Linked DNA regions of Mus musculus: regions 1, 2, 3 and 5 are each linked to region 4. Evidence: chromatin loops called from intact Hi-C (ENCODE). Cell type or tissue: heart. All regions are shown on one strand. Links, peaks and the distances in the headings refer to the core of each region. The heading gives the core; the rest is flanking DNA. Region 1 overlaps Sh3bp4 (SH3-domain binding protein 4). Region 2 overlaps Sh3bp4 (SH3-domain binding protein 4). Region 3 has its middle 9.6 kb from the start of Platr5. Region 4 holds the start of Sh3bp4 (SH3-domain binding protein 4). Region 5 holds the start of Platr5 (pluripotency associated transcript 5).

Region 1 (5,844 bases), core at 570-5,569, 51 kb before region 4:
TCCCCCAAATTATCAATGCCCTTATGAAGAGGTCATGTGTGCCCCACTCCGGCACCACAGGGGCTTTTTGTGGTCACGATGAACTGGCAATGGATGACAGAAGGGCTGAGGACAGGGTGGGCTCAGCCCCACTCTGTCTGCAGAACTCCTGGAACTTTGGGGAGCAAGCTGCTCTCACTCCAAACACAAAAACTATTTTCCCCTCATAGAATGACCTTGCCTTCTAAACCATGAAGCAACATACAGGGCACTTCTTATTTCCAACTCTCAAGACATGTCAGGACATGTGGGATCCTCCTTACCCCCTTCCTTCCAGCCCTGCTACTGCTAGGATCCAGGCTGCGCAGCTTTGGCACTACCCATACATTTGGGAATCAGGCAATTCTGTGCTAGGGGCTGTCCTCAGCTTCCAGGAAGATCTGCTACACCTTTCTTCTCCACCCTCTAGATGCTGGCCAGCGACCTCCTCCCCTCCCATCTTGGTTCAATGACTCCAATGTTGCAGGAGTATACTCCAATGGAGCCTCAAGTGTATCCCCCAACCCTGGCAAGTGTCTTCCATGTGACTATGACTGATACTCAGCAGCGTCAGAAGCCCATGAAGCAGCCCACCTGCATCTCCTATAGCCCTGAGTTGTGCCTGAACAATACCACCATGTATGCTGAGCATGGCCTCCTGGAAGCACCAGGGGGTTGCCTGGACCCAGGGACTTAAAGGGGCTCATGGAAAAATTCTGCAGCTTGAGATGGGCTTCAAGCTACTCTTGTATCCCACAGAGTACCCTGGCAAGGACCCCCAGAATACATCAAATTTACACCTACATACTCTGGCCAAGTTCATACTCTTTAGCTCTTAGCTGTATGGCTTGAGAAGCAGGGAGACCCTAGCCTGTCTCATCCAAGCCAAGGTGGATCAAGAAGAGACAGGGTGTAAAACCTGGAAATGCAGCCTTGTGTTAGGAACTCAGACCAAGGCAAGGAACCTCTGTAGATGGCCTCTGCTGTCCAGCATGTCAGAACTCATGGAGGGGCCTCGTGCTTTCCCCCACCCCCAGGTACTGTAGACTGTTTTACAGGGCTCTGCTACCTCCCAATGGCCCCACCCAACTGTGGTTAGAACACAAAGGGTTTCTGGGTGCTTCATGAAACAGGCAGGCTGACTTTATAAAAAGCATTAGTCACTTGACCTCCTTTGGCCTTTCTGACACGTGGGCTATGTGCACTGAAGATAAAGGCTCTCATGTGCCCGCTTCTCCATTGCTTGAGATGTTCAAGAACTGGCCGAGAGCTCGTTCAACAGGAGTGCAACATGATAGTGTGAACAGTAGCTTTGGCTAAAATCTTAAACTTCAGAGAAGATGTGGAAGGGCTGGCTCCTGCACACTCTTCTGAGGCCCAACACTTGTGGATGACCAAGTGACAATGTCATCAGGGTGGCCCTAATCCAATATGATGGACAATCCTTGTTTATAAAAAGAGACAGTCGTGGACAGAGACATAGAGGAAGAGAGAAAATACTGAGAGTCAGGAAACCTCCCTGCCCCAGTGATGCCAAGACTCCAGAGCTGGGACCAGTGGGAATGCTCCCCTCCACGGCTACCACGGAAGCAACTCCGCAGGCACTCGGGTTTGAACTTCTAGTCTCTGGCATTCACAAAGCATGCTTGTGTTGGTTAAGCCACCATGTGCTAAGGTCCACGAAGGACTGCATGTGTAATAGTGGTCTCCTAAGAGCATACTACCGATACACAGACGGCCTAACTCACATACACACATTCTACAACGTTCACACAAGACGTCACACTTCTGAGAACTACCTTCCTTGTTTAGCAACACACGGTTGTGCCTGCTTGTGCCCTGTCCAACTCAGGGAGCCTGCACAGCTGCTAAATCAGGGGCTAAAACTATAATTTAGCTGCAGAACTACACTCGACTTGGTGGAACGGTCTGGGTGGCCCCGCTCTCCAGCAAGCCTCTGTCTATCTGAGCATCTCTCAGACACAATTCCTCACACAAGAGGGTAAAACTTCCTTGCTCCTCGCTTTCTGGGTGAACTTTTCAAAACCACCAGCCACTGCCTGGTCCTGCTTGGCAAATTCCTGAGGGATGAGTCTGATGCTGGCAAGCATCCAGTAATTACACTTCGAGCCCCGGAGTAGGATTTAAAATATCTAAGTTACTTCAAGAGTCATAGAGAGGCACTGGAAGGGAGGCAAGTAACTTTGAAAATGGCTATGGGAAGATGCTGTTTGCACACTGCGATTCACTAGGAATTCCTCGCCCAGCCAGATACCAGGATGGGGATAACAGCACCAGAGAATGAAGTCCCCAAAGCCATGCAGGCATAGCTAAAGGATGCTTTTATGAGAAGTTCTGTTGGTCCCTGACAACTGTAGCAGAACAGACATCAGTCAACAAAGCCATGCAAAGGGACATCCACATAGTTACTGCACTACAGCATGCACAGATCCATAAAGGGGACCAATGGCATAGGCTGGAGAGAAAGCCACATGGACAAGGAGCCTCCAAAAATGCATCTCTTACCACATTGGCTAGACATGTCCTGCAGTGGACCTTCAAGATCTTAAAACAGGTCTTCTGGTAGAAACTGAATTGTGCCACTGTTCAAAGAGACAGCAATCCAGGGAGAGACCAGCAAACATACCCCAGTCTCCTTGTAATAGGCTGATTGTCCCTGAAGCCTGTGTGGTAAGCAGACTATGTTATCACCACTCTAAAAGAGAAAGGCCAGACCCTAAACACTCAGGTCAGCCCTCAGCACCATGACCCAGACCTAGCAGGGTCCACTGTTCCAAGGCTAGCATGGTATTCTTGTGTGATCCCTGGCTTCTACACCTGATCCTCAATGGAATATTAAACAGGTCTATAGCAGGGACTGAGCTTGGGAGGTGACATGGCAAGAAAAAAAAAAAAAAAAAAAAAAAAAACCGTGGGACTTGGGGTTGGATTGAGTGTGAACACATTCATGTGAGACGGGGGTAGGAGAGGGAGGCTGGCAAGAGCAAGGTCTGTGGACCAGCAGGTCCTCCCTCATCATGCTCAGGGATATGGGCCCCTCTCACACACCATGGGCTCTCCCAGGATTTCTTTACTAGACACAAGTGCATGAGAAAACAAGGACAAAGAGAGAAGTAACGGGTGGCCCTGCTCCCACTCAGAGCACTTCAAGGAACAGCTGGTTATCCTTGCCCTTCCCCACCGTGTGTGTGGAGCTTGATCAGTGACTGTCTATCACTGACCAATGTTCAATGTAAGAGGAGCCCTGGGAACCTGTCCAAGAAGGTCCGGGGCCATTCATATCTCCTGTCAGCCAGCTGTCCCCAGGGCACTCTGAGTAGCAGTCAGCACCTTGTGACACTTTCACTGCAGACGAGGGTTCACAGAACATCTTTAAAGCTGCTCTGGGTTGACATGGAGGTTGTGGTCATCTGCCCCAGGGGCCTGTTCTTTACTATAAAAGGACCTCACTGGAACTGCTGGTCCCACCCCACATCTCTCTGGCCACAGCAGGAGCTATGTCTGTCCTTCGGTCTCCAGCACACAACACAGCACCTGAGACCCATCATTAGTCACCCAGCAAACAGCACACACAGCTCTCTGGTGCTCACTCCAAATCAGGAGTGCTTCTGTGCACCGCTGACTGGTGCCTGCATAGTTCAGGCTCCCGCTCTGAAGATGCAAAAGCTGTGGAAGTGGAGGCTCCCTGAAGTCATAGCTGTTGGCATGGGCATCTACCAGAAACAGAGAGAAAAGCCAGACTGGCCGTGACTGCTCCCCTACTTGGTGGAAGCCACAATACAGATGGCACCAAGGAACAGAGACACAACTGTAAGCTGTACTGTGCCCCTTTGCCAATAGATCCATAGGTCCAAGTCCTCACTCTGTGGGCTGCACATGTGAGCTTACTGGGAAACAGGGTCTTGCAGATGTGGTCAAGTTTGGTTGAGCAAGCTCACAGTGGGTTAGGGTGGGCCTTCCATCCACTCATGGGCGGCTCTTAAAGAAAAAGAGGTTTAGATGCAGAGAGAGAAAGGAGCCGGCCATGTGAGGATGGAGATGGCAGCCACAAGCCCTGGGAAGCCACTTGAAGCCATCACCTGCCATCATCAAAAGCTAAGAAGAGGCAAAAGTACAGAGGCTCCCCAGAATTCCTGAGGGAGAAGGGCCCTGTCAGATTTCCAGAGTAAACTTGTAGCCACCAGGTTATGAGAGAATGCATTTCTGCCATGGTTTCCACTTCCCTTAGAATCTGAGGGATTCCCTTAGAATCGCTTCCAGGGCCCGGCAGACACTCGAGCCTTCTATATAAATGGGTGTAATGTTTACAGATAACCTAGACATACCCCCCAGTACCCTTTAAACATTGTTATGTTGTTAATATTCAGGGGGAAAATGGCCAGCATATAAAACTCCGTACAGTATTTTTTTTCCCCTAGAATATTTACTCTGAGGTTGGCTGGATCTACAGAAGCAGGAAAAACTAGCAGGGTGTAATTTTTTTCAGAACTAGGGAGAAGACCTAGCACCTCACACATACTAGCTCACGCATCCTACAACTGAGCTGCACCCCAACTACAACTAGCTGCTGGAGTACCACCTGCCAGGTGGGGATGGACTAGACTCTACTCCATGTACTTCTGCATGCTGATTTGCATAAACGCCGTGGCCACCCTCTGCTGGAGACTCATGCATCCACTTCCATGGATAAGGAAACAAAGGTGAAGAACCAGGCCACCTGGTCAAGGTCTGCCAGCCTCAGGGAGGCAGGGGTGAGCCACTAAAGGACCTCATTCCCCCATTCTATACACACACAAGCAGGCCAAGCTGAGTAATACAGGTGGGGCAGGGAGCCTGGCCGGGTTGCCTGCAGAAGCGGTCCCTGTGTGGCTGAAGGGTCAGACAACCCTGCAGAGGTACATTCCAGGCCCCAACCCCTCAAGCAACGGGCCTTAAAGCTCTCTGAAGATTGGTGTATTATAAAGGAACTGGGTTTTTGGGGTTTTTTTTTGTTGTTGTTTTTGTTTTTGTTTTTTTTTTTTTTTTATTCAAACAAATCCAGCAGCAAAAGGTCATTTGTGAAGACTTGAGCTCTCAGCTAGGGAACACAACTTCATGCAAATCAGCTGGCTTCCAGTCCTGGAAGATAAATTCAAGCTGGTCCCTCCAACAGTCCCTGCTCCCTTGAATGTAATTCACTGGGTTGAAGGACCTGTGGTGCCCAGGACTTGGTGCCCAGTTGGTGCAGATGTGGTCATCAGCACTAACAGGACACTTGGTAGAGAGATGGGCACCTTCCTGCCTTATCTTCTCCGCTTGGAGTCATGGCACAAAGGGATCCCTGTGAGAACTTGCCTGCTATTCAGGGGAGCCTCTGCCACCGGCTGGAACCAGCAGAGGTAGGTGATGGGCAACCTATCAGACAGGTTTCCATGGGACAATGGGCCCAGCTAGGCCTGGAGCCTTCTGTCAATCCAGACTTGTTTTCTTACAACTCTTATGGAAAGAACAAGGGGAGAGGTTCTTGGCACTGAGGCCAGGGTGACCTAGAACCAGAGGGCACAGGGCAGTTTCTCAAAGATTCTCTGTCTACAGCTTTAAAGTGCCGAAGGAACAGGGTTATACACAGCAGCCAGTAAAGAAGCAACACTTACAAGGGGCTTGGCCTCTGCCAGGTGCTTGCTTCTCTGTCCTCCACTGCTTTATGGCCGCATGGTCCTCTCAGGCCCCTCACTGATGGCTTCTGACCCTTCTTTTGGGCCCCTGGAGGAGCTGGAAGCCTGTCAGCTCCCACAGTGACAGGGTCTCTCCCTCCCACTGGCCGGC
Region 2 (5,844 bases), core at 418-5,417, 70 kb before region 4:
TGCCTCTCAAGTGCTGGGATTAAAGGCGTGCGCCACCACCACCTGGCTAGATTTTTTGGGGGTATTTTTTTTAAATGATTATTTAAAGTATGGGGGCCTCCCTCTCCTACACCTTGACAATCAGAGGTCTAGCCATGCATTTGTGTTAGTACCCAATAACTACTTTTACTTAAACGCAGCCCAAGAAACCATCACTTTCAAAACAACCCAGGGTAATGCATGGTTCGTCTCCAACACACCATGCTTGTGAATACCACAGACAATACCCAGAACAGATGAAATAAGTCATCTACGCAGGGTATGTACTTGGAAAAATAATGATTGTGTGCCAGGCCCAGGTGAGATGCTTTTCAGGGGACAGAGAAAATGTTTTCTGATGGAAACAGACAGGGGAACCGCCACCCCACCCCACCCCACCCACTGCAGGGCAAGTCCTGTGCCATGGCCTTATTTAGTCTGTAGACATTGGGTCTCTGTAGCTGTTCTTTCCTTTTAAAAAGAAACTAAGTTGTTTGTCTACACATACATGCACATGGCAAGGGTGTGTGAAACAGAGGGTAACTTCCAGGACTAGATTCTCTTTTTCCACCGTGGGATCCAGGAATTGATATCAGGTCTTCAGGCTTAAGCAACAAGAACTCTTATCCACTAAGTCATCTTGCTGGCTCAAATAAAGTATCTCCTAAAGCCAACTGTGTATACAGAAACAGGCAAAAGGACAAAACTCTCAGCTAAATCAACTTAACAGCTGCTTGATACAGGATGAAGTCCGTGGCCATTAGGGCTTCATCTGTCGAACTGGCTGCCCAGACTCCATTACCTGCCAGGTTCCTTTTTCTTCGAAAGGAGACAACAAACCCAACTTTGTCTTCCTGGCCAAGCTTGGGAAGCAGGCAAGGAATCGCTTAGCTGGCAGAGGTGCATCCGGCTTAGCTGGACCCTGGAACCTCCCCTCTCACTTTTAAAAGGATGCAAGAACGGAGAATGCCTGGGTGCCGCCAGCTCACCAGACCCGAGATGAGTCGCCTTGGGGATCCCCCGTTCTCCTGATGGAGAAAAGGCATCTTTCTCAGCAGGCTGTGATGAGGCCCATGGTTGCTCAGCTTGAAGATGGGATCATGCATAAGTCATCTGAAACCCACCCACTCCCTGCTAATTTCACTTTTTCTTCACAGCGCTTACTAAGGTCAGGGGGAATTTCTCTTTTACCCTCAGAGTTCAGTGGAATAAACAAACCGATTAAATTGAAGAGAAGGTTAAAAAAAAATTCCTTAGCGTGCAAAAGAGGGAGTCAAGGGACTAGTATTCTCTGCCTTTCTAAAGGGAAGGGGGAACAAGGAGGCAGAAACGTTTGGGGAAAATACTGCATGACTTTAAGGGGAAATCACGTTCCTGGAAACATTGCCATACACTGCCATACTCTCTTTCAGATGGAAGCCGAGGCCAACGAGGTTGACAAAGTCTTTCCAAGTGTGTGAGTTTGCAATGTAAACCAGGGGAGGGAGGAGGCAGTCTGCCTGGGTCTGGAGTTCTAGCAGAAGGAATCTCTCCTTGTATCCACACCACTGCCCCACCCCACCCCGATCACCACACTGCAGACTTGATGAGATGTAGCAATCAACAGCTCACAAAAGCGCCTGGAGTTCTGGAGTCCTTGAGAAGGTAAGCAGCATCGGGTGCAGAGTCCCAGGAGGCACCCTCTTGTACCTCAGGCAAATGTGGCCCCAGACATGGGTCACACAGCTGGGCTACTGAACACTTACCTCTCACCTTGCTGTCCTGTCCTTTTCCTAAGACTCCTCACACATCAAACCTGCCTAGAAACTTTCAAGGTTAGGCTCCAATTAGGAGGTCTTCACTTCCCTCTAAAGGTTCCCAGGTCTTGCTAGCATGCATGTGAATGTCTGTATGCATTACGTTTGTCAGTCTCTTTGTTAAAGAGACCATATCTGAAAGGGTGGGAGTCTTCATCTCTCAGAAGGATGTAAGCTCCAAGAGATCCCGGCACACAGTAGGTGGGCAGGGAATATCCATGAGCTGACAGTCACATGTTAGGACCAGAATGTTTGAATCATGGTGCTGGCAGACAAGCAAGTCAGAATTCCCCTGACCAGGCCCTTCTGCCACCAAGTCACAATAGTGACAAACTGTATTAGTTCCCTTTTCCTATTGCTGTGACAAAATACCCAGCCAAGGCAAGGACTCCCAGGAAGGCTTAGTTTTGGCTCATGTTTGAGAGTACCATGGTCAGCAAGGTGTGAGGCAGCTGGTCCGCAATCAGGAAGCACGGAGCAATGAATGCTGGCCTCAGCTGCCTTCCCCATTTTCTCTTTTTCTATCTAGTCCATGGGATGGAGCCGCCCACATTGAGGCTGAGTCTTCAGCCTAATTAACCTTAGTTATTAACTCAGCCTAGGAACTCCCTCACAGGCTAAATTTGTCTCTTAGGTCATTTTCAATCCGGTCAAGCTGAACAATAGGAGGCATCACACAGATCCTGCCCCTGAAAGGTTGGGAGGAAACAAAGAGCCCGAAGGGACAGGCCAGCTTCCTCTCTGGAGTGTGCTAATGTGAGCGGCGCCACAGGTACCAGTCAAGGGGCAGGGGAACCGGAGGGAAGCTCAGACAGTCCACGAGAAGATGTGAAATCAGCTGAAGAGGGACCTGATGACTGATAGCCCTAGAGGGCCGAGTAGGGAGATGCGGAGGATGCTAGCCCCAAGCAAGGTCTGTCTGCTCCCATCTCTCTTAACTTCTGGCTCTGTCACTTCTCCCTGAGATGTGGGGCCGGGCTCCTCTGGAATAAGCATCTTAATCCCTCACATCTGACGAAGATCAGAGGCTTGGGAAGGGTAGGTGAGGCTGTGGGCCTTCCTCCTGGCCCAGGGATCTCCCTGACCGTCTGGGAGAAATTTTTTTTTTTTTTTTTTTTGGTACGGCAGGAAGGGGCAGAGACAGGAGGGCTGGTCACATGGTGTTTCTGAGGCCTTTGCCCTCAGCCCCAAGAGACTCTGTAGGAAACGTGGGAATAGGAAAGCGAGACTTGGGCAGGATTGGAGGTCCCAGAAGCGCTTCTCTCCCACACCTGTGTGGCTGGTCGTGCCCTCTAGTTAACAGGACACATTTTTCTTCCCTGATGCACATACGAGAAATAAAAGACAAAACAAAACAAACAAACCCCACAGGTGAAAATTAAATAGCACACGGCAGCCATTAAGACCTTGTCAGAATCCCTCCAAAGTTATGTCCTGTTGTGTTCTCTTCCAGTAATTAATTCTCTTACAGCCAAGGTTTTCAAAATTAAAAAAGAAACCAAAAGCCAAAGCACCAGAGCATGCTTTGTACACAGTCTGAAATACATCAATACAAATTATCGTCTTCGCTTCACCAGACTGAAGAGTAAGAATGGTTTTTACTTAAAATTCTGAGCACTCTCCCTCTAGGGCACAGGAGAATACATCTCACTCAGAGATCTGTCTCTCCCATCCCTTGGGGAATGACCATGGTGGACTGTGTCCTCCATTCCTTTCTGGAGATCTATGCATCATCTCCATCAATGGCCGACAACACCTGGGAACAGGAGGACACGGGGACAGAGATTTTATTCCTCCAAATCCTCATCGAATCCCATCTTAATGAGATATGGGGTGAACGGCCTAGATCGGTTGTTTTATAATACATAAAACCTCCCTGGATGTTTTGCAACTTTGGGGTCCTGAATAACACGTTTTCTATCCCCTGACATAAGTGTTTTGTAGGCAAAACATGTATGAGGGAAGACTCTGTCCGCAGCAGGTGCTGTGGCAAGAGCTGCTTGCCTTTTGATGTGCACACCAGGTAAATGGAAGTGACGCAGCCAGGAGGGACAGGCCAGTATGGAGGCCGAGGGATCTCCCGTGCAGACCAAGGCTCTTCAGTCCTGAGCGACTCAGACTCTCAGATGCCCTCCCTGCAGTACAGTGGCTCTGCACACTTGGTCAAGGCTGTTTGCTTTTGGATCACTGCTGTTATCTTTAAATACTCTGCTCTCTCCTCTATGTTTTGAGCAAGATCCTTCCATGTTCCACTCACCTTTTCTAGCCCCCCTCCCGCCCTGCTCCCTAAAGCTTGAAGTAAGAACACATTGCCCATTACCCGACTGCTAAAAAAAATTAAAAAAAAACTCTAAAAACAAATGTTCTATTATTTATAGCAACACCCACTAACTCTGTTGCTATAACACCTTCCAGTTTGTTCTCCTTCTTTCAAAGAACACTTGCAGTGGGGCTCAATACTGCATGCCTATGCCAGGGCAGAGGAACAGGAAAGCGGTGCAAAGCCTCGGGGGCCGTGGCTTCAGTCCAGGATCACTTAGTTCTGAGTTTGCCAAGGGAGAAGGAACAGAGATAAAGTTCTGAGTGTTCAGTGTGAGAAGAAGACAAGGAGTGACTTCAGAGTGAGCAGTCAATGTTATCTGGCCCTCTTCAAGGAGGACGTGTGTGTGTGTGTGTGTGTGTGTGTGTGTGTGTGTGATCAGTAATAAACTGCTGATGCTGTAGGAAGGCTAAACACTGTAACAAGGGACCAGGATGCTACCAATACATCCCAAGGAACAAGCCACTATGTGGTGCAGCAAGGTCAAAGTAGACTTTTGGGAATCAAATGACACCTCGGGTGGGATCCAAGCATGTAGCTGAGAGGTTTGCCCAACAGCCCAATTCTGAAAGCCAGCCAGCCAGACTGCTACACTCCATAATAAGTTCCAGGTTCAGGAGGATCCTGCCTCAAACACCAAGGCCGGTGGCATCTGTGTGACATCTGGCCTCCAAGTGAACTTGCATCCACGTGTGCCCCAACCCATGTGCATTTCTGCACACATAAGTTAGTAAGAGCATGCGTGCACACACAATCTCCCTACACATCCAGAGATAAATGGCACTGTTTTCAGGGAGGAATGAATAGCAGAAAGGTTAGAGAGCTGATGGTAAAACTGGCTGCCTGTAAATCCACGAGCCATCAATATCCCCATGTCCCCCTCAGGCAGGGGTTGGCTAGGAACTTACCTTTGACATCATTAAAGCTTGTCTCTGAGAAGCCCTCGCTCAGGTCTATCAGAGTCCCCTCCGACTTGCACCGAGGGAGGCCACTGGCGTTGGCTGCCCGGATACGCTGGGCTGCCATGGTGAGCCTCTTGGGTGGGTGAGGTACTATGGTCTCATGTCTCCTCCCCTAGTTCCAGCAGGGACAGCAGCTGCTGTCTCATAAAGTCACGCTGCACGGCAGGGTCAACTTGGCAGTGTGCTTCTTCCTGAAGGGAGAGGAGAAATAATTTCCTCTGAACAAGTGAAGCATGGCTTCGAGGGTAATCTTATGGGAGGAGGGAGTCCTGTTTCTTCCAGACCATTCCAGTGAAGAGAGAGACCCAATTCATTGCTCTGGCCCAGGAGCAGAAGTGGCAAGCTGCACAGACCCTGTGCCCAGTGGGCACGTAGAGATGCTCTTCCTAGGGCACAATGGGGTCTGTGAAATGTGTCCCAGCACCTGGATGGCCATTCAGTGCAGTCAAAGAGGGCAGCCTCAGACCGTGCAGTACATTGGCACTTCCAGGACTCAGGAAGAAAACAGCCCCTGTCTGTCCAGAGTGGCGGGTCCTGTTGGAGGAGTGGCCGTGGGAGGCTTGGCACAAGGAACAGAGAGCCAGTAACACCATTTGCTCTTGAAGCCTTGCCATGGTGGCTTGGGGGTGGGGGTAGGGGTGGGAGGCTGCTCCCTGCCTATGTGTACCCCTAGTCCCCACTAGAACTGAACAGACATCATACGCACAGTCCTTGGGGGCTACCAGGTTTATGACGTGCAGCTAATGAA
Region 3 (5,844 bases), core at 338-5,337, 320 kb after region 4:
AAACAAATGAACAGGTTCCTGGTTCCTGAAGGAGAGCATGGGGAAGGGGGCGTCCCTTCCCAGTCACTCAGCTGTAGTGTATTTTACATTACTCGGTACTAGTGTCATCTATAGGTCTGTTGGGAGCGTCTGTTTAGAAATGTAGCTTGAATAGTTGCTTGTCTGGACTCTTTAGTTTGTTCATTCCGCGGACATCAGATGATGCACGCTCTGTGTACCTAGTACCTCAGTCAGCACAAGTGATTCACTGAGCCATGTGCACAACAGAGCCCCAAAGCAGGCTGCCTTAGTCAGTGTTCTGTTGCTGGGAAGAGACGCCACGACTAAGGCAACTCTTATAAAGGAAAACTTTTAGTTGGGGCTGGCTTACAGTTCAGAGGTTTAGTCCATTATCATCATGGCAGGAAGCATGGCAGCATGCAGGCAGACGTGTGCTGGAGAGGAGATGAGAGTCCTACATCTGGATTGGCAGGGAACAGTAAGAGGGAGTGACATTGGGCCTGGCTTGGGCATTGAAACCTCAGAACCTACCCCCCAGTGACGTACTTCCTTTAGCAAGGCCACACTTAACTCCAATAGTGTTGCACTCCCTATGAAGGTCATTTTCATTCACACCACCACACAGGCCTTAAAGAATTACCCCCTCACACTTCTACACACACACACATACACACACACACACACACAGAGAGAGAGAGACATACTTACACACAGAGTTCCAAACCACAGGGGCTCCCAAGAAGGAGGTGAGTGGGACTCTCTGCAAGCAAGGGCTGGGGGCTGCTTTACAGGTTGAATGTAGGGATGGCAGGGAGGGGGTGGGGACATTTGTGCTGGACTGCTAAGAAGGGGTAAGAGAGAGGCAAGTGTGTATCCCTTGGCAAGGAGCTGAGGAGCTATGCCACAGAGGGAGCCTTCGTGTCTGCTCTTACAGAGGAGGCCCACCTCCACATTAGAGACCTTACAAGAGGAACTGGAGAAAAAGGAAATTATCTCTAGTCCCTTAGTTGTGGGGTGGGGCGGGGGAGGGGAGCTGTGAGGATGACCAGTGAGGATGTCACTGCTGAGTGACACCAGGTTATTCCAGGTAGAGATGTGAAGTTTAACCAACTGTGCATGCATGCTACATAAATAAATGGAGAGTCTGCAGGAAACAGGATTTCTGGAGGCAGGGGCTGGGGTCTGAGTCAAAGACTTCATGAGACAGGCAGGTGGCTGGCTCATACCAAGATCATTAGGTCTTTGGGGACGTGGCTCAATTGGTAAAGTGCTCGCTGCAGAAATATGAGGACCAGAGTCCTTGGCACCCAGTGAAAGCTGGATGTGAGGGCACAGGCCTGGAACCCCAGGGCGGGGAGTGGGAGACAGCAGCATCCAGAGGCCTTGTAGCCTGCTGGTCCGGAAAACTGCAGAACTCCTTGCTAGCAACTGAGGAGGACACCCAGCTTCACCCCCTCTGGCTTCTCACATCGCACTCTGGGGGTCATAGACCTGCCCCATCTTTTCAAGTTACTCGCACATGTCTTTCACCTCTCCCTCTTATTGGAAAGAAGAGACATTGCATTCTTTGTTTATTTTTGTTTGTTTGTTTTTTGAGTCAGGGTTTCTCTGTGTAGCCCTGGCTGTCCTGGACCTCATTCTGTAGACCAGGCTGGCCTCGAACTCAGAAATCCTCCAGTCTCTGCCTCCCAAGTGTTGGGATCAAAGGCGTGTGCCGCCACTGCCCAGCTGAGACATTGCATTCTTAACTCAATTTGCTTTTCCATGTAACAAAGCAGTGCTTATCTCTAGCTCAACGGTCAAAAATAAAGGTAAGGAATTAACAGTAGCGTTTAACTCCAGCATGCCCATGGGAGAACTATGCCCTGTGATTTCACACCCTGATCTTGGTTAAACAAAGGGAAACCGGGGGAAATCAATAGAACGTCACTTTTTGTTTAATTGTGTGGAATTCTTTCACAGAAAGTTGACTGACGCCTTTGCATTTCGGGACAGTGCAGGATTTACGGCCATCCTCTGTGTTTCTCTGGTAGCTCCGCAGACTTCCCTTCTACTTTATGGGGTCTCTGGTGGTCTCAGATAGGGGACCTCTTTCTTTTCAGTCTTCCTTCTGTACTGTCAAGGCTGGCCTTCAGTGGGAAACAGAGGACACACATCAGGAACAACTAGAATATCAGAACAGTGACTTCAAAAGAAGGGTATTGTTTTTGTAGAGAGGCCATACAACACTGAGAATCAAAGGGCATCCTGTCGGAGGCCCACTCCTTCCTGGACCCTGGAAAGGGCACATCCTTTGGGAGCCGGGGTACTCATTTCCTTATTATTATTATTTTTATTTTTAATTTTAAGGACCATTATTTTAGTTGGGAGATCTGTTGTGCTGCTCAGAGGACTATGAATCCCGAACTCAGGCCATCCTCCTGTCTCAGCCTTCAAGCTCTGAGGCTATAGGCATGTAGAACTGTGGTCCGTTTCCTTTGGCTCTTAGGCTCACAAGTCGTTTCCTCTCCTGGGCTCACTGGCTTCCTCTGTAAAACCGTGGCACCCACAGGAGCCTTGTGAGAAAGTTGGTTATGCATAGGTACAGTCTGTCGGGCATGCAGGGTGGTGCCAGTGCACGGGGAGTGTGCTCACACTGACTGTGGTCTACACTGCATTGCTTGAGCACTGTGCATTTGAAATTCCCGCTTGCAATCCCTACAGGAGGCTCATGGCTTGTAAGCCAGGGCACTCTTCACCCTTAGTTACACTTATGTTGTGGGCTACGTGCTCCCTCTAGTGGCAGAACTGAGCAGCACCACAATCAAAACAGTTCCGCCTACTGGAGCCCCAGAGACATGGTTCACAGACTGCCACTTAGACATTCTAGAGAAGATGACAACACCTTAGAGAATGTCACGGTGAAGGAATTTGTTAGAACGGAGTCTCACGGGAGAAGATTTGAGGGTTTTACACTCCTGCATATATCTTAGACCTTAAAACTTCATTCGTTTTTTCCTTCCCTTTTTATTCTAATGACCCTTATCTTTGCAAGGGTATTATTCTCATCTTCCAACATGGATTTCTTACACTCTCCTGTGAGCTAGTTAAGCCTCATAGTCCTGTTAAAATACACGTCATTTATCTGATTCGTTCAGATATGTGGAAGTTGAGGACTGAATTAGAATTCACGGATTCATTAACTGTCTTCTAACCCCAAAGATATGGGAAGAATCTCTTTGCAAAGATTACAGGATTTAACATTAATGGGATTCAAATCTGTGGTTAAACTGAAATGAGAATCTTGCTTCGGGAGTGGATCGGGCAAGGGTGCTTCTATTTGAAGCTTCTAAAAATGTGATGGTAGCCCAGTCAGTGCCAAGAACTGTCAATTTAGGTTAAATGCTCCCTGTCACTGTGTGGGTGATGTGCGAGGAGATACAATATTAAGTTGATGTATTTAAAATGTTTCTCTTCTACATGGAGTGGGGGTGGGGAATGCATTCCTTTGAGCCACCATGAGACTATTCCCACATCTGCCAGTACAAACAACTGGGGATAAACAAACGAACCAACAAACACCCCCCCCCCCCCGCAAAATTGGGAAAGGGCTGGAGAGATGACCCAGTGGATTAGAGTGCTTACTGTTGTGTTTTGTTTTAATCTCACGTACCTAACCTGGCCATTGCTCCTGTTTCCTGAACCTCTCTTTCTCCCTTTCACTGATTGGCTAGTCCAGAAAGTGACGTGGAGCTCCCACCAATGGGATGAGATATCCCACCTTTGTCAGGGATAAAAGACTGAAGCCATCTTGGCCAAGGACTCTCGCTAGCCTGGTTTGGGTCATAGTGTGCTCCCCCTACCTGCTTTTTTAAACAAACAAGAAACGAGTTCACGGATTTGTTCCTGTGTTCCTGTGTCCCTGTGCTCCCTTGTGTGACACCGAGATTGTTTTTTGTTTGTTTCTAATGCTATGTGAGCATGTTTGAGCTCAGGATCGACACAAAAAGCTGGACGCGGTGTTGGCAAGACTCTGTAACCCCGAATTCTTACGGAGATGGGAGGCAGACAGGAGAGTTTGTAGGAAGCCCCTGAACCAACTAGCTGGAGTACACAGTGGTGTGCAGTGGCACAAACAGGAGAGGCCCTGCCTCAGACACAAGGTGGAAGGAGGGAATGGACCCCTAAAAGTGGGGTCAGTCCAACAACACAGATAGATTTACTGGAAAACTGTTGTGAGCTGAGGCAATGGCTCAGCCTAAGTAGATTGATTGTTGTGGAAGAAGGAAGGCCTGAATTTGGTACCCATGTTTGAAAAGCCAGGCATTTCAGCATACACTTGTAACCCCAGCCTTGGATAAAGCAGAGACAGATAAGGCTTACTGGCTGGCCAGCCTAACCTTATAGGCAGGTTCCAGGCCAGGGGGAGACCATTTCTACAAAGAAACAAAGTAGATAGTGTGGGAGGAACAACACTCAAATGTTCTACTCTATCCTCCCTCCGTGACTCATGCATTTGCTAACACAGGCATGCTCACCTGCACACAAACACATACCTGGGCCAGTGAGATGGCTGCGCTGGTAAAGGCAATGGCGGGCAAGCTTGATGATAAGGGTTCAAGCCCCACACCCATAGGGCAGAAGGAGAGAGCCAGCTCCTACAAGTTACCCTCAGATCTCCACACATGTGTCACGGCACATGCACAAGCATACATAACTGTAAGTAAAAACAACATTATTCCAAACTACCTGAGATCTGCACCTGAGCTTCATTAAAGACACCTGGTGGCAAATTAGGAGCCAGGAGCCAGGAAAGTCCTTAAATATTGTGACTTAAAATGTATTTTATTGGGGGTGGGGCAGGGTGGAGCGGGGCCGGGGGGTGGGATACATTTAATCTGGTGAACTCACAGGCCCCAAAGGCTACTTACTACTATTGTCCTGCCAAATGGACATAGTATCAAACTGCCCTTTAGCGGCACACCTCTGTGCCCTCAGATTCGTGCAGATCTCAATCCTCATCAGAGGCTCCTCTGTGCACCGGACAGTGGCCAATGCAGAAACTTACAGCCAGTAGGTCCACGAGAATGGGAATCAGTCGAGTGCTGAGCCACAGATGAGGCAGCTAGGTCATACCCCTTACCCTCGAGGCTCACAAAGCTTCTATAAAGATGGGGCAGAGATTTTGTAAGAGTCAGAAATAGATGACAACCAAAGCAAAACAGTATTTTCTGGACATGGCACGGCCGCTCACAAACTCACCGCGGTGATGACTACCCGTGGTGGTTTTCTGGCCCAGTGATGGGGGAGCAGGGGCAATTGTTCTGCCCCTGTGCAGCCAGATCTGTTGGGGTGAGAAGCTGGCAGTCTGATTCCGTGTTCTGATCGTGCTTGCACCTCAGTTTGTTCTCTCTGAGTGTGCTCACGTGTGTCTCTGGGTGGTGACGTTGGAAGCCAGATACCCTTTAATCCCAAATCAGTGAATACCGTGGATCTCAGCTTTTCATTAGGAAAATGTTAAATGTGTCTATATCCATGGGACCCAAAGAACAGAGCCAAGACATGACCTACTGACAACAGGCCCATGAGCTTCAGAGCCTGGCTTACTTGTTGTTCTTCTCCTCACCACCAGGGGGCAGGTCTCCCAACCAGATGAAAATCTGTGTCTCTGTGTGGATTTGAGCTTCCGGCTTCCTCACAAGGAATCATTGAGGTGCTGACGTTTATTCTGACGTTTCATTTCAAACCAAAACGCATACCTAGAAACTGAAATCTTACAGAACAACCAGGCATTATAGAGGCTGTCATCCCATGTATTCATTCCCTTAGCCGTGCAGTATGTGTGTGTGCGTGATGGCCAGATCC
Region 4 (5,844 bases), core at 359-5,358:
ACCATTCAGTTTCAGAGAGCAAAAGGCTCTTAATTGGCTGGGAACAGAGGAATCAAACCCAAGAGGCCTCCCAGAAATCGAATCGAGGGTGTAAACCCCATTCATCATTCATTCTCCCATCTCATTATCAGATTAAAATCAACATTAGAATAGAAAGAAAGTCTATGCAAACAGCCGGAAGGGGAATAATTCCAGCCTGCTGCTGGATTAGCAAACAGCAAAGGAGAAATACTAGGAAGACCCCTCCCACCCCCAGCCCTTTCTACCTCTAACCAAAAAATTAGCAACACAACTTCCGTGTGATCAACAACCAGAGTGAAGGGTGCCTCATCAACAATGTATCCAGCCAGCTTTCAGGCCCTTCCAAGGCCCTGTCTGAGCTCACATCTGCAACTAGACTCAGGCCTTATCAAAGTGCTGGTGGGGATAACAATTAAAAAACCGAAACTATCAAAGGGTCACCAGTAACGCGAAGAAAATCGTCCAGCCCAGCTCCTGCCGGGAGACAGGGTGAGGACAAAAGGCAGCCTGTGCCTCACCTCTCGGTCTGGGTCCCTATTAATTGTTCTGTAAGAACATTAAAGCCTGGTGCCAGGACCTGGGGACAACAGGAAAAAAAGGAAAGTCCACAGAGGCCTTGCTGGCATTTCTGCAGCCAGCCTCCGAGCCGGTCATTGTTCAGTCGGTAAACACGTGAGACATAAAACAAATTGCTGGGAAACCAGGTTGTTCACTTCATGTGTCCTCCCAGGACCAACTGTTCTCTCTTGGAGGGTGACCTGGGCAGGCATTTACAGGACATTCTACAGCTTTGCATATACCAGGCACCAATGCCCCCTGACTTTGGGACAACCCCCTCCCCCAAGTCCAAAAGATGCTGCAGAAAGGATCCTTGAGAAGACCAGTTACTTCCAAGCCTCTCACTTTGAAGGACTTAGCCAGCACCAACAGGAGAATAGGAGTGTGCTCTGGGATCCCTAGGGCCTGCCTAGATCTTGCTTCCTGGGCAGGGTAGCGAAGCTCTAGGTAGCTTGTTTTACCTAGCTACCTAGATGACACTGTGTAACAGCTAAATGCTCCCCAGCACATTGAAATACAGCCGCTGTCCATCTAAGGATGCCAAAAACGCTCTGCAAACCACCCATTAATTTTTATGGTTGGCCCAGGAAGCAGATTGAGAATCATTACTGTCATTTTTACAAGGCTCGGTACCAAAACCACGGACTGGGCTGAGGTTTCGGCCCTCCCACCACCATTCTCTCCATCTGTACCCACCATCTCATGGGAAACCCCAGTACATCAAAAGGGTACTCATAACTATCAGAAACAGCCTTTGTGGTAAGGCAGGTCAAAAATTCCAAACTTTGGGCACGAGACAATCAAGGGTTTCAAGCAAGGGTTTTCTTGAGGTTAGGCAAGAAGGCGCCAGGTATAATTCAATGATTAAATCTACAAGGCTGCGACATCCCCACCCCCCACCCCCAACGAATGTGGGATCGGCGTAGATCTCGTGTTTATTTCCGCTCTGGACACTCATTGCTTTTATAATCAGAGCAAAAGTTATACGAACTTTATTTCTGCTGCTAAATCACAGAACACCAATCTGATGCACTAACAAGGGAAGAATAAACACGAATAAAGCCCAGCATGGTATTCCCTTTCAAATCTCATAGCTCCACGAGGCTCCACAACCTTCTGCGCACGCAGAGCGGCCAGCCAGCTCTCCGCCACTCCTCCCGCGCGGCATCTGCAGGCGCCCCACACCCGGGAAGGGCCAGCGCCAGCCAGCCCCACAGTCCGCACCGCTAAGCCCCCCAAACCTGCATACTACAACGCCAGATCCCAGCTGGGAGCCTCCTGGCCCCCAAACCCTCTAACAAGACACACTGGGCGGCGCAGGGCGGCTTCACGGTAAACAGCACTTGCAGAACAACGCTCCTCTATCCTAACCGCTCCCACCCGCACACCCCAGCGCTGTCACCTCGGGGCTGCGCGGTCACTCGATCACCAAGACAGAAACTGGAGTTTTCAATTTCATCCTCCAGGAGGGCTCTCCGAAGAAGTTGAAATGTGCATTGTCACCAAGTTTAACCCAAAGCCGCGCTCTCTTCGCTCCTTCTCAGAACCGCGCGGGTGGCGCCGCGACCCCCTCCGCCCTCCCCGCGCCCCGGGCCCTAGCGACCACGATCCGCAGCCCAGGTCGGGCTGTGACCACAGAGGGCAGGGAACCGGGAGCTCAAGGGGCTCGGAGCTGCTCCAGGCTAGCCGCGCCCCAGAGCCCGGGATGCTGCCCAAAGCCACAGCGCGCGCGGGGATAGGGTGCGCCGTCCGACCCTAGGCTCCTACCTGGCTCGCATGGCGCCCCACGGGTCCTGCGGTTCTCTTGTCCTGTGGGGCTCACCCGGCCGGGGGCGCGCGCGACTCCCGGTACCGCGGCCTCAGCGATCGAGGCAGCAGAGGTGGTGAGGTGCCCAGACGCCGCGACAGCCCAGAGCGCTCGGCCCCCGCCAGCGGGCGCAGAGGTGGTCTGGGCCGGGGCGGGGCGCGAGCGCGGGCGGGGCCGGGGCGCAAACAGCGGGCTCCAGGAGGGCGGAGCGCAAGCAGAGACCGCGGGAGGGGCGGGGCCAAAGCTGGGGGCGGAGCGAGGAAGAGGCGGGTCAAGCTCAGGCTGGGGCGTAGGGACCGGGGGCGGAATCGCACTCTCAAGGCGGAGTCTTTGTCGGAGAGGCGGGGCCTAGACGATACTGGGGCAAAAGTGGGCGGGGTGTGCTCAAATGAGCGTGGTCAATATGAGGTTGGAGCAAGTAGGGGCTGTGCCTCGAGCTGGGGGAGGGCAGTTCTTAGTAAAGGCGGGGCCTGGATGAAGGGGGCGGGATGTCCCGGAGGGGCGGGGCCGACTGAGCCGCTGATTTACTTAAAGAAGCGGCTTGGCTTACTGGCGCCTCCAGTGCTCCGGCGCGATTCCCGCCAACACTCCTTGTCTCCTTCCTTAACAGCGCCAGTTAAGAGAGTGGGGTTAGGGCCTCGGGATCTTTACCCCTGGACCCAGAAATGAGCAAAGATGATGGAGACCTCCGGTGCTCTGTTTTGGGGAAGCCTCTGATCCCCCGGGAGTGGTTAAGCAGTAAAACCGAGAAAAAACAAACAAAACTCAGCTTAGGGAACAACTACAAGTGGAGGAGAGCTGCCTGCGAGGCAGATTGCAACTGAATACATGTCAGCATAGTTACACTTCCTCTGCCCAGACTCACATACAGAAGTAGACGCTCGATGCGAGCTCAGTGAATGAACACACTGCGAGGCAGCGGAGCAAAAGCCCAAGCTCATGAGTCATCTCTCACGGGAGTAGACAGAGGCCTGTAGGGGTTGATTGCCTCAGTGAGGTCGAACCAGCCTTTGACTGCTGTGGTGGTGAGGCCAGGGAATGAAGGCTTCCACTTGGAACCAGTGGCAATCATGTCTTCAATGTTGCCACAGATCCAAATCCAGCAGCCCACTGAGTCCATCTTCACTATCATCGCTGGCGACAGATACCATTTATATTTTCTAAGTGACTTCAGACGTTAACACAGATTATCATATTCGGCAAGATCACATGGGAGAGGGCTTCAGAGTCGGAATACTAGCCAGTTTTCTATCTCCCGTGTTCTTTATGCTCCCCTTCCACTCCACCCTTGCACTCGGGCTGCCCGCCTTCCCCCACCCCCACCCCCACCCCGCTCTAGATGTAGTCCTAGTGGAGTCAGGTAGACATACTGGTCAACCTAAGGCTAAGAGGGTAGAATTTCATATTCTCTTAGAACATGGAAACGAGTACAATTACTCCTTAAGTGTAGCTGTCGACCTTAAAAGAAGCAGTCTCCTGAAGGTGCAAGTGACTTACATGGTTGGAGGGGGTGGGGGTGGAGGAGACAAAAGCATCCAGACTGGAGGGCGTGTCAGGAGCCAGCCTGCTGTGCTGGGATCTCTAGGCCTCTGTGTGAGTCACTTGCCTCTGAGTATGAAAATTAAATACAGAGCATAAGCCTCAGCAGAATGCCTAGCACAAAGTAGCCATCACTAAATATTAGCTATTTGTACTGCCGTGACTCCGAATGTCTCCTGTCTAAACCATGTCAGAAAGAGGGAGAGGGAGAATATGCATGAACGTGGGCTGGGGTTATAGCTAGAGTTGGTAGAGTGCTTGCCAAACATGCACAAAGCCATGGGTCCCATCCTCAGCGCCAAGAAATGGGGATGTAGTCACTCAAGCCCACACTCAAGAGATTCAAGGGGGATTCAAGGAAGGTGGATGCAGAAGGATCAAAAGTTGAAGGTCATACTCCCCTACATAGTGAATTCAAGATCAGCCTGGGATGTGTGAGACCCTGTCTTGGAGAATGGAAAGATGGATCAGAGGTTAAGCACTGGTTGCTCTTCCAGAGGGCCACGCTTCGGTTCCTAGCTCCCACAACCATCTCTAACTGGAGTTCCAGGGCATCTGACACTTTCCCTTGCCCTTCACGGCACCAGGCGTACCAGTGGCACACAGACATATATTCAAGCAAACATTCATTTACACAAAATGAAAATAAATCTTTTAAAAAACAAAGACCTGTTGGGTTAGGTGTCATATACCTTAATCCTAGTACTTGCTAAAATGAGGCAGGAGGATTATGAATTCAAAGACAACTTAGATCTACTGCTATACTGAATCTGTCTCAAAAGAAGAACTGCTTATAAAGCATTGAAAAAGACAAGCGAGTTATAAATGATCAAAGGTATAAAAAAAATGAGTCCCCCAAACACTGCAAATGGCCCCGCACATGAAAGACTCCTTAGCTGCACTGAGCAAAATGCTCACAAAGGAACAAGAAGATGAGAAAGCCCAAGTGTGGCCTAGGTGATGCTTGGTGACTGGAAACAAAGGTCAGAGACACATCAAAGTATGGAGCTGGGCAGAAATCCAGACTATAACATGATGCTTTGCCTGGGGGAGCAGAGGGCATGGGCTCCCCTGTCCACCTGGACATAGAATACCGTATAGTCTTCAAGCCAGCTTGCTTCCTGAGCGAGGAGTGGATAGAATTCAGGATCTTGAAGCAAAATAAGGTAGAGAAAAAGGATGCCATGAGTTGGATCTGACTTTGGAAGAACTAAACTGGGGGGGGGGCGTTGGGGGGGAGAACACTGTGTTTATGTTAAGTCATCTGTGAAGCATTCTCTGAGTGTTCTGGAAGGAACGAGGTCTCTAGATATGCTTCCTGACGAACCGATGCTTTGTGGTTCCACCAGTTTTTATGGCTTGCTCTTTTGTAAAGTTTGCTAAGTCAGGAGAAAGGAGAAAATGAGCCACCCCAAGCAGTCACCGCGTTCAAGTATTCAGCGAGCATTCCTGGTGCAAATGGGATGGCAATAACCCAGTCAGTCACTTGGGGTTTTCAGCAAAAGAACGGTGCTTGGTGATCTGGTGGATTAAAGAATTCCAAGAGCTAGGCACAGTGTCACACACCTATAGGTCTGTCCATTGGAAGATAAAGACAGGAGGGTCAAGGACAGCTTCTCTTACAGATTGGGCTCTAGGTCAGCCTGGGATCCATGAGGCCTTGTCTCAAAACACACAGAAAAGCAAAAAATATTAGAGAAAAGTGGTACAAATGTAAACATTGATCCTAACCCTTTCTGGACATCTCATGGTAAAGGTGGTCTACTTGTCTGTCTGGAGGCTTATTATAAGCTAAGACCTTGTACATGTATATATGAATGAATTTGGTATATATACTTATAGATCTTCACATAAGGAATTGCCCTCTGACCTCTGTACCCAGGCCGTGACATGAACACAACCCTCTCTCAATAAATAAA
Region 5 (5,844 bases), core at 412-5,411, 310 kb after region 4:
CTTCCGGAAAGCCCTAAAGATGACTCTGGGACCTGTTATTAATGAATAGCTAGCTACTAATTAGCAACCTGAACCAAAGGTGAGAAAATCTAGCCACAGGTAACATCAGATCTTTGACTGAGCAATACACAGCTTACATAAACACATATCATCAGGGGCCACAAGCTGAAGCCACAACGCTCAACTGATGGGATCTCCGTAGGGGTCCATTGACAGATGTGCTGTGAACATGACAACTCCATAACAGGCTAACTGAAGAGAAGCCTGGTACCCAGTGCAGGTGGTGATGTGTAAAGACAGTAATTAACGGCAACAAGGAAAGGCCTCAGGTGGCCTGGTGTTGCAACCGAGGGAAAACAAGAAACTTACTTGCAACCAATTTTAATTACTAATACTCTTAAATAATATATTCAACCTCATACAATAATATATGTGTATATGCATATATGTGTTTGTTACAAAATGGCTACAAAAGGCCTCAGAGTTCAAAGGGGCCTTAATAGAGACAGAGATCTGATACAGATGCAAGGAGAGACACAACAGGTGTTATTACTATGGAAACCATTTGGAGAGCTTGGGTGGCAGGGAGAGCTTCTTACTTCAAAAGGGCTGCATCAAGCAGTGGGGACCCTGCTGAGCTGCAGCCCTGAGCCAATGGTGGCTTGTCTATCTCTCAGTTCTTTCATATATGCACTGGGTTGGATAACAAGCCAGAGGGGTTGTGTCTGTTGCATGACTATATCTTTCTCTTTATGAAGTCCAGATGGTGGTGTTCCATTATCTGTCGATCTGGTATATTCAGTAAGTTCTCAGACCTGGTTTTTCTGACCATTTTAATATGCTCGTTTGCCCCTGTGTTCCCAGCTTACTTGGATAAGTTTATCAGTGATACCTTTTGGCTTGCAGGAATAAGCTATTTCTCAGCCTGGGCCTCGTGGTTGTCCTGGGCGGGTGATGATGTTTAATGCCGGGAGAGGAGGAGTCACCAGACTTCTGCAACTGCACTCAGGTAAAGTTGGCTTTATAAAGTGCAGTCACGCAGAGTTTCTCATGGTGTGAAGTGACTTAGAACAGGGCTCTCCACATGTCATACCCAGAAAGTATAGAGACTGATAAAGAATTCTTTTAAGAAAGGCTGAAATCTAGTGAGTGTTTCTGAATGTCAGACATCTGTTACAATGGCCAGAGCTAAAGGACAAGTTCAAGACCTAATTGCTGGAGCCCAGAAACAGGACCTTATGGAATGAAGACGTTGCAGACAGGAGAGAGTTCTGATGAGTTCCCAGGGATAGAATAGTCACTCTGAATCCAATGGCTGGTGTGTTTATAACCAGACACATAGACACACCCAGAGAGAAGATGCTAGAAGGAGGTCAAACTGGACACAGCAGCAGACAGAGGTTTCCCCAGAAGCTAGACAGAGGCCCAAGCGGACTCCTCCTCAGAGCCTCCTGTCTGGGACACCCTGCTATTGGTGATTTGTTTCAGCAGCCCTTGGGAGCAAACACACACGCTTAGTGCTTTACGTGGTGACAGTCTTCACTTCAGAATGTTGACATTAGGGTGTTATGAAAGTGATAAGCAGAAACTCAGCAGAAACACCACATCTGACTCTAAGTGTGAATATTTTCCAGGTTAGTGCCCTGTGGTCCAGTCCCGAGAGCTCAGCTCCCAGTGTGACCTTCAGTAGAATGAGTCTTGAATGCATTTTCAACTTGTCACATTCAACTTAGGATGGGCTTATGGGACATCAACCCATTGCCAGCACAGGAGTGTCTGTTATTTGAGAGAGATCTGTGATGGAGAATCAGAAGAGATGGAGGGACAAATAAGACAAAATTGGCAAACAGCATGGAAAAGCCTGGCAGGGGCAGGAAATATGGCATCTCTGTGGGAGTGACTGGTCTTGGTGACATCTAATTTCCTGTCACTTGGTGCAGGGTGGACAGAAGCAGGCAGAATGCAGATGTTTAGGGATGGGAGACTAATAGGGCAGAAGGGGGAGGAAATGACAGCCCCGAGCTGAGGGTGAAGTCGTGGGTTCAGATTTAAGAGGGCTGTGATCCTCAGGGCTGTCCGCCTGACTGCCTGAGAAGTGGCAAGAGTCCACCCCAGCTTCCCAGATTGGATACAGCTGGCCTGGGCTGGGGAGGGAGGGATCACAGTGGGTGTTTGTTGTGTCAATCACACTCTCTCTTCTGCCCCTGTAACTCAGTCAGCCCCAAACAGCAAAACATCCCTTTGCCTCCAGATCCCAGAATCTTCAGGATTAAAGGTCTGGGAACAGAGAAACTGCCAAGAAAACAAAAAAACCCTCCATTCTGTGGAGCATTTAGGATTTCCAGTGAGCAACCAAATACATTTTGCTGCTTGGATTTTGTATTTGTTTGTATGCCTTGCTAGCTCCAAGAATGTGGGAAAAACAGAAAGAAAAGAGGAAAAGAAAAGAAAAAAGATTCCAAAGACTTCCAGCTCCAACCACCCAGCCTGGACGTCTTCCTTTGTTTGTGTCAGCCTACAAGTCAGAATCCCCCTGATGATGATTAAGGGGCTTGGCTTATTCCAGTCTTCAGCCATTGTTGCTACTAAACGCTTGAATTCTCTTGTTTGCATCAAGGTATATAATTGGGAAGCATGTAAATTAGCCAAGTCTGTGAGCTGTAATTTCTCTGACTCAAAGGAGGGGGTTTGTAATGAAAACGGATGGTTAGACAGGATTCTGAAACCCGCTGGAGACTGCAGCCAAACACCTCCCACTCTTCAGGAAGTGGAGCGCACTCTCTCACTGTGGGCCTTGGCGGATGGAGTCTTCCTTTTAGCCTTAGCCGCACACAATCCAGTGAAGAGCAATGTAACCGGCAGTGGAGAGGGACTTGACTTATTCTTCCAAGGAAAGCATAGAGATTTCTTTTTACTAGCACCCGATGAGGCTTCGCCTGGAGTTGTAGTGAACCATGGGATGGATGGACTGATGGGTGGGCCTGGTTCGCCAGCCCGGGAGCAGGGTTGTCCTAGCAATGGAATAGAGCCCTTGTCACCCCTGGTGTGCCCATTAGGAACACATGTTTGGCTCTCATGTCCCTTTTGAGGGGAGCTTTTATACTCAGTGGAGCCCGGAGGCTCACACCCTCAGAGTGGTTGGAAATGTTGCTGAGTGGTGTTAAACTGACTGAAATGTCACAGTGTGGCTCTGGCTCCTACAGGGGAAGTGAATGGGCCTCCTTCCATCAACTCGGGCTGGTCGTCCACAGCACCCCCTTGTGGCCCTGGCGGAAGTGACAACGCTATGGGTCAGAATCCCTGGGGTGGAGGAAATCTAATTTGTGTGAGAGAAGTCATGTGGCTTCAACAGTCGAATGCTTAATTTTCTGAGAATTAAGACATATACATCCCGGTATCATTTTGGACACAATAGCGGGAGTAACTGATTATGTTTGTGTCTGAAGCAGGGCAAGTGCGCTGGAGCCTCCAGATAATTTTTCTGTCTTTGGTAGATTTTTTTCCTGACGACAGTGACAAGTACCTCTGCCTCTGGCTTTCACACATCCTGCACAGCAAACATATCATGCGGCCAAATGGTTAGAGTGGGACCTGGCCCTGAAATCCCCACACCCCAGCTCTGCCATGTCCCCTCTCCTGAGGATAGATAAGATTGTGGAGAGTTAGTTCTGTCTTCCTTTTCTGTGCCTTGAGCACAGGTCTGTCTTCATTTCTCACTGAAGGTAGCTACTGAGAACTATCTTTATTTTGCCCACCAAAAGGCATTGAAAGCAGTGTCTGGCTCAGCAGTTAACCCTCCTGAGCCAATAGTCATCACTCCTGCTGGCCGGTAGCTCGCTTTCCAACAGCTCCTCTCTTAATTTCAAGAAAGTTGATAATTAAATGTTATGTAACTCTTTGACCATGTAAAGTTTGGGTTTTTTTTTTGTTTTGTTTTGCTTTTGTTTGTTTATTTTTTCCTGAGATATAAGTTTATCATGGGGGCGGGGGTGGGGGAGAGGGACACTGGCTCTTTGTGGTTAGTGTCAAATTACTGCCCACAGATTGGAACCACAGGAGTATTGGGGAAAGCTGATTTTAAAACAGGCAGGACTGAGAAACAGATAAGTTGCTATGATCTCCGGGCAGAAAATTAGGTTTGTAAGAAAATTTACAACTACTTCTTACAGGGGCTTAGGAAACAGGGACAAGATGAATCTCCCAAGGAGGATGGAGAGAGTGAGACTGTAGCCGACAGCAGCCACGGGGTACTGGGTTCCTGAAAAGAAAGCTGGCGATGGATGGGAAGGACAGCAAGAGAAATAAGGAGCCAAGACCAAGTTCTCTGATCAAGGTTCAACTTTAATTCTTGAGTCTGAATTTTTAAAGGGGGGGAAATCCATCCCCCTCTTTGCCAGGATCTCCTTCCTGCTTTGTCAGCATCTCGTCAGGAAAGCAAGCTCAGCTGCTCAGCAGGTGGTGGCTTCTTGCAGGAAGCTGCAGATGTGGCAGGACAATAGACTTCACCTCGGTCAGAAGACTCCATCCTAGGGGAGATAACCAACTGTGGCAGACAAGGTCTGATTCAGCCCACACAAGGCTAAGGGAGGGCACAGTTCCTCCCTTTTTATTAAGAATTAGCTGGACTGGGGCATAAGATTTACTTTTCCATGGTTCAGCCTGGGAATTATGGTGGCTGGCGGCCATGCCTGGCTTAGGACTGAGCCTAGACTCTCTCTTACCCGTCTGGGAGAAAAGAAAAACATGGCTCCATGTTTATTTCCTCTTACCTCGGATCAGCACACACACCTTTGGCTCACAGGCTTTGCTCCAGACCAATTCCCTCTTCAGCTGGGTTTGGGGGTGGCCAAGACCTCCAGCGAGAAAGACATTATCTGTCAGCCCATCATGTTGTTTAGAGTCAGGGGAGGCTGCTAGGTTACTGTCTGAATTAGGGTTTCCACTGCTGTGAACAGACACCATGACCAAGGCAACTCCTAAAAAGAACATTTAATTGGGGCTGGCTTACAGGTTCAAAGGTTCAGTCCAGTATCATCAAGGCGGAAAGCATGGCAGCTTCCAAGCAGGCATGGTGCAGGAGGAGCTGAGAGTTCTACTACACCTTCATCCAAAGGAATCCAGGAGCCGACTGGATGCCATGTGGCTAGCAGGAGGGTTTCAAAGCCCACCCTCACAGTGACTCACTTCCTCCAATAAGGCCACACCTACTGCAACAAGACCACACCTCCCAATAGCACCACTCCCTGGGTTAAGCATATTCAAACCACCACAGTGACCCTCCAGGAGAACATCAAAATAGATACTTTATAAAGAGTTTGGGGGAGAACCTCACCCTTGCCGGCCCTGAAGGATACCTGCCAGGTTCTGAGAGGAATAGTCAAGTCACACAATTCACCTGGAAATAGAGTCTCTGGTGAGTTAGAGCCCAGCAGATGAACTGAAGGTGGAATTCTAGTCTGGCAAATCTGCAGGGCCGTGGGGGAAGGCATCAAGGTGTGCATTCTGCACAAGGCCTGGGATACTGATTAAGTCCCTAGAGCATCTCTGTGTGAATGAACGTTCCTGCCCAGCTTGCCAAGGCACGGCTGCTCATGCTGTCTGAGCTTAGGTTCTCTGTTGGGTATGTGTTTGTGTTGGGTTCTTGAGTAGCTATGGAAAGTGGGATGTGATTTTCTTCTTTAATAAACAATTTAAAAACAATTTCCAATTGTTTGTTTGGTTGGTTGGTTGGGTTTTTGTTGAGACAGAATCTCTTTATTATGTAGCTCTGGCTACCCCAGAACTCACTCTGTAGACCAGGATGGCCTCAAACTCACTTAGATGCCCTTACATCTGCCTCCCAAG

The links. A loop is a pair of places that touch in the nucleus more often than their neighbours do. Peaks named below come from ENCODE experiments on the same cell type or tissue, not always from the same donor. Only the 100,000 strongest peaks of a DNase experiment are listed, where the experiment ranks them.
Region 1: a loop joins it to region 4, with 3 times the contacts of the local background. A loop is called at or near these places in 15 of 42 quality-filtered maps.
Region 2: a loop joins it to region 4, with 4 times the contacts of the local background. A loop is called at or near these places in 14 of 42 quality-filtered maps.
Region 3: a loop joins it to region 4, with 2.8 times the contacts of the local background. A loop is called at or near these places in 13 of 42 quality-filtered maps.
Region 5: a loop joins it to region 4, with 3 times the contacts of the local background. A loop is called at or near these places in 14 of 42 quality-filtered maps.

What each region holds. Positions count from the first base shown.
Region 1 is chr1:89,117,940-89,123,783 of GRCm38, reverse strand. The region is part of intron 2 of Sh3bp4 (SH3-domain binding protein 4); the gene reads right to left. Among named protein-coding and RNA genes, the nearest start is that of Gm34331, 17 kb to the right of the region's middle. In heart, for the core only: no CTCF peak of the experiment used is centred there; DNase peaks (open chromatin) are centred at 2,083 and 3,373; H3K27ac peaks cover 4,838 bases.
Region 2 is chr1:89,137,002-89,142,845 of GRCm38, reverse strand. It overlaps Sh3bp4 (SH3-domain binding protein 4), which reads right to left. Exons shown (of 6, transcript NM_133816.3): 3 at 5,043-5,287. The coding sequence starts at 5,160. Among named protein-coding and RNA genes, the nearest start is that of Gm34331, 36 kb to the right of the region's middle. In heart, for the core only: no CTCF peak of the experiment used is centred there; DNase peaks (open chromatin) are centred at 2,545 and 4,365; H3K27ac peaks cover 62 bases.
Region 3 is chr1:88,742,351-88,748,194 of GRCm38, reverse strand. No RefSeq gene overlaps it. Among named protein-coding and RNA genes, the nearest start is that of Platr5, 9.6 kb to the left of the region's middle. In heart, for the core only: a CTCF peak has its summit at 2,785 (motif pointing left); a DNase peak (open chromatin) is centred at 2,744.
Region 4 is chr1:89,067,100-89,072,943 of GRCm38, reverse strand. Sh3bp4 (SH3-domain binding protein 4) reads right to left here and starts at 2,529. Exons shown (of 6, transcript NM_133816.3): 1 at 2,347-2,529. In heart, for the core only: CTCF peaks have their summits at 2,408 and 2,971; DNase peaks (open chromatin) are centred at 723, 1,873, 2,733 and 3,283; H3K4me3 peaks cover 3,288 bases; H3K27ac peaks cover 3,669 bases.
Region 5 is chr1:88,754,216-88,760,059 of GRCm38, reverse strand. It overlaps Platr5 (pluripotency associated transcript 5), which reads right to left and starts at 5,170. Exons shown (of 3, transcript NR_040493.1): 1 at 5,102-5,170; 2 at 4,770-4,976; 3 at 4,327-4,526. In heart, for the core only: a CTCF peak has its summit at 3,263 (motif pointing left); DNase peaks (open chromatin) are centred at 2,109, 2,799 and 3,219; H3K27ac peaks cover 1,289 bases.